Regions from separate parts of the Homo sapiens genome. Here region 2 is linked to region 1. The links are chromatin loops, found by intact Hi-C in ENCODE. Cell type or tissue: adrenal gland. All regions are shown on one strand. Links, peaks and the distances in the headings refer to the core of each region. The heading gives the core; the rest is flanking DNA. Region 1 overlaps LOC105376652 (a long non-coding RNA gene). Region 2 holds the start of SYT13 (synaptotagmin 13).

Evidence for each region. Peaks named below come from ENCODE experiments on the same cell type or tissue, not always from the same donor. Only the 100,000 strongest peaks of a DNase experiment are listed, where the experiment ranks them.
Region 2: a loop joins it to region 1, with 2.8 times the contacts of the local background. A loop is called at or near these places in 101 of 110 quality-filtered maps.

Annotation. Positions count from the first base shown.
Region 1 is chr11:45,108,193-45,113,566 of GRCh38, reverse strand. LOC105376652 (a long non-coding RNA gene) reads left to right here. Exons shown (of 6, transcript XR_931241.3): 4 at 2,391-2,546. It also overlaps a transcript of PRDM11 not described here. Among named protein-coding and RNA genes, the nearest start is that of PRDM11, 36 kb to the left of the region's middle. RefSeq lists an enhancer at 2,635-2,929. In adrenal gland, for the core only: a CTCF peak has its summit at 2,766 (motif pointing left); a DNase peak (open chromatin) is centred at 2,886; H3K27me3 peaks cover 1,063 bases.
Region 2 is chr11:45,283,555-45,288,928 of GRCh38, reverse strand. SYT13 (synaptotagmin 13) reads left to right here and starts at 2,588. Exons shown (of 6, transcript NM_020826.3): 1 at 2,588-2,904. The coding sequence starts at 2,722. RefSeq lists an enhancer at 2,407-3,193. In adrenal gland, for the core only: no CTCF peak of the experiment used is centred there; DNase peaks (open chromatin) are centred at 2,628, 3,458 and 4,131; H3K4me3 peaks cover 420 bases; H3K27me3 peaks cover 3,421 bases.

The sequences.
Region 1 (5,374 bases), core at 87-5,086:
GAATCAATATTGTGAAGATGACCATACTGCCCAAAGCAATCTACAGATTCAATGCAATTCCCATCAAAATACCATAATCATTCTTCACAGAACTAGAAAAAACAATCCTAAAATTGTGGAACCCAAAAAATCCTGTATAACCAAAGCAATACTAAGCAAAAAGAACAAATCTGGAAGCATCACATTACTCGACTTCAAACTATATTATAAGGCTATAGTTACCAAAACAGTGTAGTACTGGTATAAAAACACACATGTAGACCAATGGAACAGAATAGAGAACCCGGAAATAAAGCCAAATAAGTACAGCCAACTGCTCTTTGATAAAGCATACAAAAACGTAAACTGGGGACAAGACGCTGTATTCAATAAATGGTGCTGGGAAAACTGGCAAGCCACATGTAGAAGAATGAAACTGGATTTCCATTTCTCACCTTATACAAAAATCGATTCATGGTGGATCAAAGACTTAAATCCAAGACCTGAAACCATAACATCTCTAGAAGATAACATCAGAAAAACTCTTCTAGACATTGGCTTAGGCAAAGAATTCATGACTAAGACCCCCAAAACAAATGCAACAAAAACAAAAATAAATGAATGGGACCTAATTAAACTAAAAAGCTTCTGCACAGCAAAAGAAATAATCAGCAGAGTAAACAAACAACCCACAGAGTGGGAGAAAATATTCATAAACTATGCATCCAGCAAAGGACTCATATCCAGAATCTGCAAGGCAGTCAAATTAGCAAGAAACACACACACACACACACACACAAATAATCCCATCAAAAAGTGGGCAAAGGACATGAATACACAGTTCTCAAAGGAATATATACAAAGAGCCAACAAACATACGAAAAAATGCTCAACATCACTAATCATCGGGGAAATGCAAATCCAAACCACAATGAGATACCACCTTACTCTTCCAAGAACGGCCATCATTAAAAAGTCAAAAAACAATAGGTGTTGGCATGGATGTCATGAAAAGGGAACACGTTTATGTTGCTGGTGAGAATGTAAATTAGTACAACCACTATGGAAAACAGTATGGAGATTCCTTAAAGAGCTAAATGTAGAACTACCATTTGATCTAGCAATCCCACTACTGGGTGTCTACCCAAAGAAAAATACATCATTATATGAAAAAAACACCTGTACACCCATTTATGCCTCACAATTTGCAATTGCAAAGTTATGGAGCCAACCTAAGTGCCCATCAACCAACCAGTGGATAAGAAAATGTGTTATATATACACCATGGAATATTACTCAGCCATAAGAATGAAATAATGTCTTTTGCAGCAACTTGGTTGGAGCTGGAGGCCATTATTCTAGGTGAAGTAACTTGGGAATGGAGAGCCAAATATTGTATGTTCTCACTTGTAAGTGGGAGCTAAGCTATGAGGATGCAAAGGCATTAGAATGATATAAGGGACTTTGGGGACTTGTGGGGGAAGGTTGGGAGGGTAATGGATAAAAGACTACATATTGGGTACAGTGTACACTGCTTGGGTGACCGGTGCACTAAAATCTCAGAAATCACTGCTAAAGAAGTTATTCATGTAATCAAAGACCACCTGTACCCCAAAAAACTATTACAATAAAAATTAAAGCTAAAAAAAGAGGTACTCAGAAAGTTGTCTGGGTGTTAGACATAGTCTCCCATTGTACAGTATCAGCCTGATTTGATCACCAGGATCAAATGTGCCACACAGCAGAGTGACTTCCTCCCATGTTGCCAGTTCAGTGGCAGGAGGCACCCATAGTGTCCAGTCTCATGGACCAACTCAATGGGCCCCTGGTTGTGTTCCGCGATGGAAGCATTTCTCCCTCGGGAACAAAACCTTTCAAATCGACAGAGCCCGGAGGGTTCGAGTGCATGTGGTTATTAGGTGTAATAGTGAGGAAAGCCACTCCCACTCTCTGATTTGGGGCCCTGTTATTGTGGATGTGGGAGGAACCATACCTTCTACTGGTCACCTCATCAAAGCATATTCTTCATCCTGTAAGACAGAACTTTAACCTTTCAGGCCATTGTCTCTCAAGCAGAACCTTAACTGAGTGTTCACATGGCCATTCCACCCTTCAGTTGGGCCAGCTGCTTCCAGATGAGAGAGAGTCCATGATAAGACTAGCGATTTCCACGGGCCCAAGGTCCCTGTTGTCCTGTCGCTGTGAAATGGGTTCGTTGGTCCGAAGCAATGTTGGGTGGAATGCCGTTTGGCATAGAGGGCACCCCGTAAGTCCAGAGATGGCAAAGAAGACGAGTAAATATCAAGAACCAAAAATAGGGAGACATGCTGGGAGAGAGATGGGAGGGGAAGTGGTGGAGGGACAGGGTGGGATGGATTGTAAGAAAGATAAATCTTCATCTTCCATCACAGTAAGTCAAAGATGGTGTCGAAAATGGTGAAATCAAGAACTAGTGCTTAGAATTATGGAGATTTAAAAACAGAAGAGACACCTCCCAGAGTTGCAAGTGGTCGCCTGTCCCAGAGAGCTGGTGAGATGAGGTGGGGAGGTGGCAGCTGAGTTTTATGGTAAGTCTCGGGGAACCATTGGACGTCGAAAACTGTAAAGCTTTTATTAAAAATAGTTGTGGAAATAGAAAGAAAAAAAGGGGGGTAAGGGGGGAATCTGACTCTTAGATTGGAATCTGGAGAGCTGATTGTCTTCTCCAAGTTTTCTGCCACCCAGGAGCAGAACCAGTGGTTTCTGGGCAACGCAAAGAAAGGCGCCTCTTGTTTGGGATACTTTACTGCCATCTGCTGGACAAATGAAGTAACACCTTTACAAATGGGTGAGGGAATGGGATGTGAAGCTCCTTGCACCCCGCACCTGGATTATGTCCTGCACAACCTGTATAGAGCAAGCGAGGCCTTGCAATTCGTGGCCACCGGTCCAGGACACTCCTGAAGGGGCCTTGTTTGGTGAGGTCGTTGCGCCGGGGAGGCCAGAGCAGCGGCCTGTCCTCTTTCTGGGCACTTTAGCCCCCAGGTCAGAGGAGAGCCCCTTGGCGGTTCCAGCTCACAGATAGTTGGGTCCGGCTGCATGTTGCTTTCAGGGTATTTCTCCTACCTGGCCCCATCAGTGACTGGCTTAGAAGAAATTCCTCAAACTCCTACCTGGCCCTTTAGAAAAATTGTAATGCTATCTAAATGCCCCACCTCTCATCCCCACCCCCCTTTTACGTTTTCCTGGTGAGTTCAATTAGGGTTGGGGGTGACATGTGGGCAAGCCAGATCTCTGTAAGGGCATGTACTCAGGGCTCTCATTTTTCTGGCTCCGAAGCTTAGCTGCCACTTCTTGGGTCTGCATAAGGATTAGTTGTTCTTGGAAGAAAAATAAAAGCCACCCCGATCCAAGAAAGGAGATGAAAAATTCTTTGTGTGAAGCTTAGCATTGCCAAAGGTGTAGGTACTGTCCCTCCCAGGGGTGTTTGCACGCAAAGTGTATAAACTACAGAAATAAAGGAGAGGTTTGGATGAAGGTCACTTTGGGTCACTGAGTTTTCCTAGTCAGAATCCTGACATATAGAGGGCTGATAACCACGTCTATGCTATCAGCAGGTCACACAGGGCACAGATGCCCACCTGCTCACTGCTGCAGTGCCTCCAGCTTTGAAAGGAGTGGTGACTGTGAGCAACCCTGGACACTGGAATGGGGAGGAAACATCCCTGAACAGGGCTTAGAGAGTATCATGGAACCAGAGACTCAGAAAGGGAAGGAATTTTAGAGACAAAAGCCCACCCTTCCCCATCTAGTGCTTCAATCTTTCTACCTTTTTGCTACCAGAAGGTTATCAGCTTACACTTACATACCCCTAGGGACAGGAGCTCACTACCTGATAAGCAGGCCCTGCTTTCCCTGGAAAGATCTGACTCAGAAAGCACTTCCTCCCACCATCCTAAATCTGCCCTGTTCCATCTCCCACACCTCAGTCTTGGTTGTGGCCCAGTGGAGCCACAGAGAACAGATACTCTCCCTCCTCCGCAGGATAGCCTCTGAATATTTTGAGAATGAGTAGGGCTCCTCCGAGTGGTCTCCTTTCTAGGGAGAGTTGATTAATTAGGACTCTTTTCATCTGTGCATGGTAGAGACAGGGCCTCACCATGTTTAGGGGCAACATGAGGAATTTCTGGTCACATAGCCCTGCGACATCCAAGGTGATGCTGGGTCAAGGAGAGTGAGTGATGTTGTCAGGGCACTGCTGTCTCTGGGTGTCCCTTTTCTTGAGCTGTGCTATTTTCCTTTCAAGGCAGGGGTGGGTAGAACCATGGCCACTGGCATTGCCAAGCCTGCATCCTACCTGTAGTAGCAAGAGACCGCCACTCCTCACCACTCTGGGTCAGGGCCAACTGCAGTTTCAGAGGGACAGAAATAGGAGGTGACCCAAAGAGGGTGCCTAAGCACAGGTCAGAGGTGAAAAGTCAGACTCAACCTTTCCTGAGGGGCGGGGACAACATTTTTCGGTTTCCAGCCTTGAGTGCCCAGAGGCCTGTGGCCAGGGGTGTTGACAGTCTCACAGGCTAAGCCCCGACATCTTCCTGGAGAGGCAACTTTCTTCACTGGAAGTCATTTAAAGCCCTATTTTTAGATTTAAACAAAAATGGAAACATTATGGAGCAGAATGCAGAATCTGCGTGTATTTTTTGAGACAAAACCCAAGACTTCAAAGAAATTTCACACTTGTGTCAGCTGCTTCAGGCAGGCTGCCTGGCCTGCGGGTGCATGTGTTAATTCTTGGTTGGCATTAGTGGGTATTTCAGGGGCAGGCTGAGAAAGTCTGAGTGGCACTGGGCCTGGGTCCCCACATAGCTACAGGCAGGGCTGGGGAGAAATGGGTCCAAGGACTTCAAAGACAGCTGCCACTGAGAGGCCCCTGGTGCCTCTGGGCACCACATTCCCTGAAAGGAGGCAGCTCGTCCTCACTCGGGAGTGAGGCCCCACCATGAGGACACACCTGCCTCTGGAATCCTGTCCAAGGGCAGGAGCCAGAGCCCAGGCTGAGCAAGGGATCCGTGGGCCCCAGCAGGAAATGCCAGCCGAGAGTGCAGGAGGCAGTGCCTGGCTGCTGCTTCCAGCTTTTCACAGAGCAGTGGGCACATGGGCAGGAGTGATCTTTGAAATATTTAACCCCAGAAGCTCATGGGACCAACAGTCAGAACAGACCTGGCCTGGTACTTGAGCAGGTCCCAGGGGCCCAATTGGACCAAGGCCACCCCTCAAGCTGCTGCATCATGGGGAGACACGGGGATCCCACGTAAGAGGCCAGGGCAGCAGGGCAGCGGGTCACACTCATGGGGAATTAGACAGCAGCTATTTACCAACTGGAGTGGACACATGCTGATATTTTAACAACCAGGAT
Region 2 (5,374 bases), core at 186-5,185, 180 kb before region 1:
GTTAACTGCCTTTCCCAATAGGCATACTCTCATTTTTCAAAGGAACCTAGTGATGCCTTTTTTCTGTGGGTTGTCATTAAAGGCCACTGTCTGCATATCAGTAGCCAAGAAGCAAACATCGTATCTTTGATGAGATATATGAGGGTGACTGGTTGGGTAGCAAAGGTAGCCCAGAGTCCTGATCACTCAACTGGGCTTTGGATCCCCTGGGGTCTATTCCTAGCTCTGCCATAGGTTCACTGTGTGTGAAAGAGGCACAAGGCAAGCTCTTCTTCTTGGGCTGGGGTCCCTCTTCCTGTTATAAATGAAGGCCACTGCAGCTGCTGTCATCCCAGTAACCATAGTAACAATGGATCATGTGACAGGTGTCTGATTCCCCATCAGACATTTTCTGATATTAAGTGTTCTTCATCCTTCCCCTTTAACCCCACCCCAGATCCTGTTATGAGTAGTGGCATTGATGGTCTCCCAGGGCAGCCGTTTGAGCATGGGAGACCTGGAGCTGACAGCATTAATTAAACCTCTATTTCCACAAAACATTTTGCATTGCCAGGCCCGGAGCCAAGAAAACCTCCCAGGGCAGCTCTTATGTGAGAGATTGCTAAGGCTGTCACCAGGGACTGCAGTGCTTCAGCTCTACAGTTTGCAGCAAATGGGGATCAGTAGGAAAATGTGCCTGGCATACAGCAGGCACACAATAAATACTTGTGGAAAAGTCAGTTTACTAAAATGGAGCTCATATCACAAATGGGATTCCTTCAAAACACTGGAAATTCTGCATAAGATGATCATATGAATTATTCCACGGTTACTGAGTGCCTGCTATATGCACCCATGGGTGATAACATGGAGACTCTAAAGATGTTAGCTTGTTGAAGGAATCCCAAGTCCATGGGGTGGCTGAGGCTCAGGGGCACATTGGGAAGTGTGTAGAGAGGAGTCTGGAAGGCTTAGCAGGGACCACATCACAAAGGGATTTGGATAAAGGTTGAGTCTCTTGGGTTTATTCTTGGAGAACCTTTGAGAGCTGTGAGTGACATGATCAGCTTTGTATTTTGGACACCTCCTTTTGATGTCACTGAAGGAAAGAACTAGAGGGAGACTATTGTTTTGATCAAATAGTGTTCTAGAATTTCTGAACCCAGGCCTTAAGACAACTGGCAGCTTCTGCTTCATTCCTCTTAGAATCCAGCCAGCATGCTGTGAGCAGCTCCAGCACCATGGAGAGGTGACATAGAGGACAACCAAAATGCACCAGCTGACAGCCCCATTGTGATCCCAGTGGCAGCCAGCACCTACTGCTCACCACGTGAGTTCACCATTGCACCATCTGCAATGGTGTCTGGAGAGCTGATGTCCCAGTCCAGCTGAACCCCTAGATGACTGCAGTCCCAGAAGACAACATGTTGAGCAGGAAAACCACCCAACTGAGCCCAGCCAACCCATGAAATCATGACAAGTAACACAATAACTGGTCTAAGCCAGTAAGTCATCGGTGGGTTTTTATGCAAGTGTAGATAGCTGAAAAACTGGAGGACGGGTGGGTTCCCAGGTGGTGGTCACAGCTACAGCTCAGAGGAAAAGGTCTGGCTGGAGAGGCTATAGATTTAGGAGACATTGGCTCATAGAAATGTGAAAGCTCTGTTGTGGATGAAATCACCTACATCCCTTTTCACACATGCCCAGCACACCTAGAGCACAGCCAACCCACAGCAAATATCTGCTGAATTAAATTCAACACTCCATATAATGAAGAACACTAAAAAGCCACTGTTTTCTTGAGCTAAGACAGTCCTCATGCCCGGAATTCTAATTTCCCCTTGTTCTAAGCATAGTTTTATGCTCACCCTCTCTGAATCAAGTGTGTACTCCTAGCTGCTGCATTTTATCTTCTTTATCCTCCTAAGACAAGTCCGTTTGAGTGTGGACTTGGAATCTGCAAACATAAGCTTGGGTTCAGGGTGATGATTTTTCTACCTGTGCACCTCTCTTCTGAGCCTCGGCTTCCTCAACTATATATAAAGGTGCGAATACCTGCTGATTAGGTAATAAAGGTGAACTCTTGGGCAACCCTTAAGGGGATGCAGCTGTATTGTCCATCTTCAGCAGGACACAGGTACAGCCTCAACCCAAACATCCCATCTGTTCCCTCTACCTGTGGCCTGTTCCTCTTCCCTGTAAGAACCATCTCCCAGGTTGGGGAGCTGGGAAATCTCCAGCTTTGTGTTTGAAAAAGCTCCCGGAAGACCCAATTTTACAGCCAGCTTGGCCAGCTGCTGGGGTAGAAGGGTGAGCAAGGAGCTAGTAGTCTGGGAAAGTGACTCCTAGAGTCGCAGATCTGGTTGGAGCCCAGGTTTGTCCTCTAACACAGTGTGACCTCCGCAAGCTCCAGCACTTCTTGGGCCCAGTTGTCCCCTGTTGTACACAAAGCATTAAGAATGGCCTGAAACAACCCCAAGGCTCCTTCCACCTGGAAGGCTCCGGCTCCTGTTGGGGTGGGGGTCCGGTCACGTGTTGGCGGGGAGGGGGTTGCCGGTTGACGTGGCTGCGGGTCCAGCCTCCTCTGACGTCCTCGCAGCCGTCCTCCCTCCCTCCGTCCCCGCCCCTCTGGCGGCGGGAGAGCTGCTGGCTCGCCCGGATCCCGGGAGCTGCCTGGAGGCGGGCCCGGCCCGGGGAAGGTGAGCGGCTGCGGGACCCAGCCCCTCGCCGGGAGCGGGCACCATGGTGCTGTCGGTGCCTGTGATCGCGCTGGGCGCCACGCTGGGCACAGCCACCAGCATCCTCGCGTTGTGCGGGGTCACCTGCCTGTGTCGGCACATGCACCCCAAGAAGGGGCTGCTGCCGCGGGACCAGGACCCCGACCTGGAGAAGGCGAAGCCCAGCTTGCTCGGGTCTGCACAACAGGTGAGCGGGGGCGGCGCGCAGGCCCTTCCCGGGCAAGGCGGGGTTGCCGGGCAGCTGCAGAGGGGGAACTGGGGTGGGAGGCGGTCGTGGATCTTTGCGCGACAAAGCTTGGCGGGGAGGGGACAGCAGACGCGTTGGAGGACAGGTCAAGGAGTCAAAAAGGTAGGGGGATGGGGGAGGCTAGGGGATGGGGGAGACGAGACCTGAAGGAGAATTAGGGAGCGGCGAGCTTGTGGGGACTGAGAGAAGAATGGGGGCCAGCAGCGAGACCTAAAGGGAGGGGACAGGAAAGGGGACCTGGATAAGAATTAGGGCTGGGAAGGGTAAGAGGAGAGGGAGGCTGGGAGGGGAATCGCCAGGGTTAGGGAAGACCCTGAGAGGTACCAGAGAATGAGGAGTTTGCAGAATTGGGAAGAAGACTGGGGTCTGTGAGAGGGAGATGGGTGGTGGTTGTGGAGCCAGGGTAGGGCAAGTCCTGCCAGAGCTGAGAAGAGGTAATGCCTGCAAAGCCAGAGGGGAGGTGGCCGCGGTCCCGCAGGAGCTGGGAAGCTAGCTAGCGGGGTCTAGAGAGCTGAATCCGGGAGGAACCTGAAGGACTCTTCCCCACCCCCTAGCAGCTCTGAGCTCCAGCCAGTCAGAGGGGGTTGGTATGGCCTCCCCCAAGATGTCTCTGCAGACGTCCCTGGAGACAGGAGGGCTTTTATCCCATGCATTTGCTCATGGCCAGAGCCCCTTCGTGCAGGAAATAGCCCGTGCTCCCATTGTAAAGAGCAGCAGAAGGGGTCTGGGGAAGCAGTTTGGAAGGATTTCCCTGCATAGGCTGTGACCTCCAGGATGCATTTCCAAAGTACAGAATGCAGAATGTTCTCTGGAGAACCAGGAGGCAAAGAGTCCTGCTAGAGTGATTTGAGGAAGGATGGCCCTGGGGCAGGGGCATGACTTAAAGGACCTCCTAAAGGCCCTCTAGATCCCTTATAGACTGTATGGTTCCAGGAGTGGCACTAAAATGCTGTGACTCCATCTTCCTTTTTCCAATCAATAATTCAAAAGCTCAGAGGACCCAGTTGTGTGGGGCCTGTGTCAGTCACTGTACAGTGAGAGTGGAAAGGAAATGGCTGCTGTCCTTGAGGCACTTATAATCCAAGAACAGTGACATTGACAGTGGCTAAATAGGAGCCGGCTGCACAGCAGAATGTGGGACTTGGGACGATCTGGAAAAGGGGAATAGTGGGCTTTCCACTGGCCAGGTGTTGGGAGTCCTTCTCCACAAGTCGTGGTCGGCCGCCTCTCAACCTTCTTTCCTGCCCAACACACTTGAGGAACAGCCACTCTTCTGCCTTTCAGTGATGTCTCTCCAGGCACCGCCCCCTCCCCTTCCTAGAGAGAACCACTGGGAAACTAGTTGGTGTAAATGACCTCTAGGGTCTCTTCCAACTCTTTGTCTTATTGATGACCAGTAGCCCACAGAACGGCTGATCATCTGTTAAAGAAAAACCAGGTTGTGTCTCTCCCCTGCTTCAAATCCTCCACAACTTCTCACTGAGCTTGGAAGAGGTCATAGCAAACCATGACATAGCATACACTGTGTGCCAGGCGCACTGTTCAGAGTACACTAATTAATGTGTTTCTTGACCCAGTGAGGGAGCCATAGAATGATCCTAACTTAAAGATGAGGAAACTGAGGCTTAGAGAAGGTAACTGACTTGCCTAGAGCTGCACAGCTAGAGAAGTTTTAGAGCCAGACTCTAGCTGAGCTTGTCTGATTCTGGTGGCCACACTATTAGCCACTCCTCTCCACCCACTCACCTGCTTTAACATGGAAGGTGCCTGCCTCTCCAGCCAAGCTCATGCCAGTTTCTTTCTTCATCAGCAGTCTTGGCTTCCCTGGATTTACGATCATTCTTTTAAAACACCAAGCCCTTTTCTGCCCCTTCATTTTTCTCTGGCCTTTCATACAAATGGCTCCTTCTCATCCTTCAGGTCTTTTTCCATTTAAAGTCTCAGGGAGGATTTTGCCTACTGACACATAAAACAAAACACCCTCTTCCTGTTATTCTCTCCCATATTGTTTCTAACAAATCCTTTTATGGCACTCTTTACATTAGGATGCAATCTTTCATATTCACTTACTGGTGTATAATATTTATTCCCAGCACCCTCTCAGTGCCTGGAAAGTAGTAGGTGTCCAATAAGAAATTGTAGATGAATAAAGTCATCTCAGGGGTCATCCAATGGGGATTATCATCTTCAAATACTGGTGCATGCACCATGTCTTTGTAACCATGTGCAAGCTCAATAGGGGCACAATAAATATTTGTTGATACATGATACCTGCCCATCCACATTCCCTTACCTGGTTCCCTCAGTGACAAAGATGTGGGCAACTTGGGGCTGAATCTATGGGTGTGAATGTGTTGAAGCTGAGATCTCACAATGACTTGGTTGCTGTTGTTCTCAGATTCATTCAGCC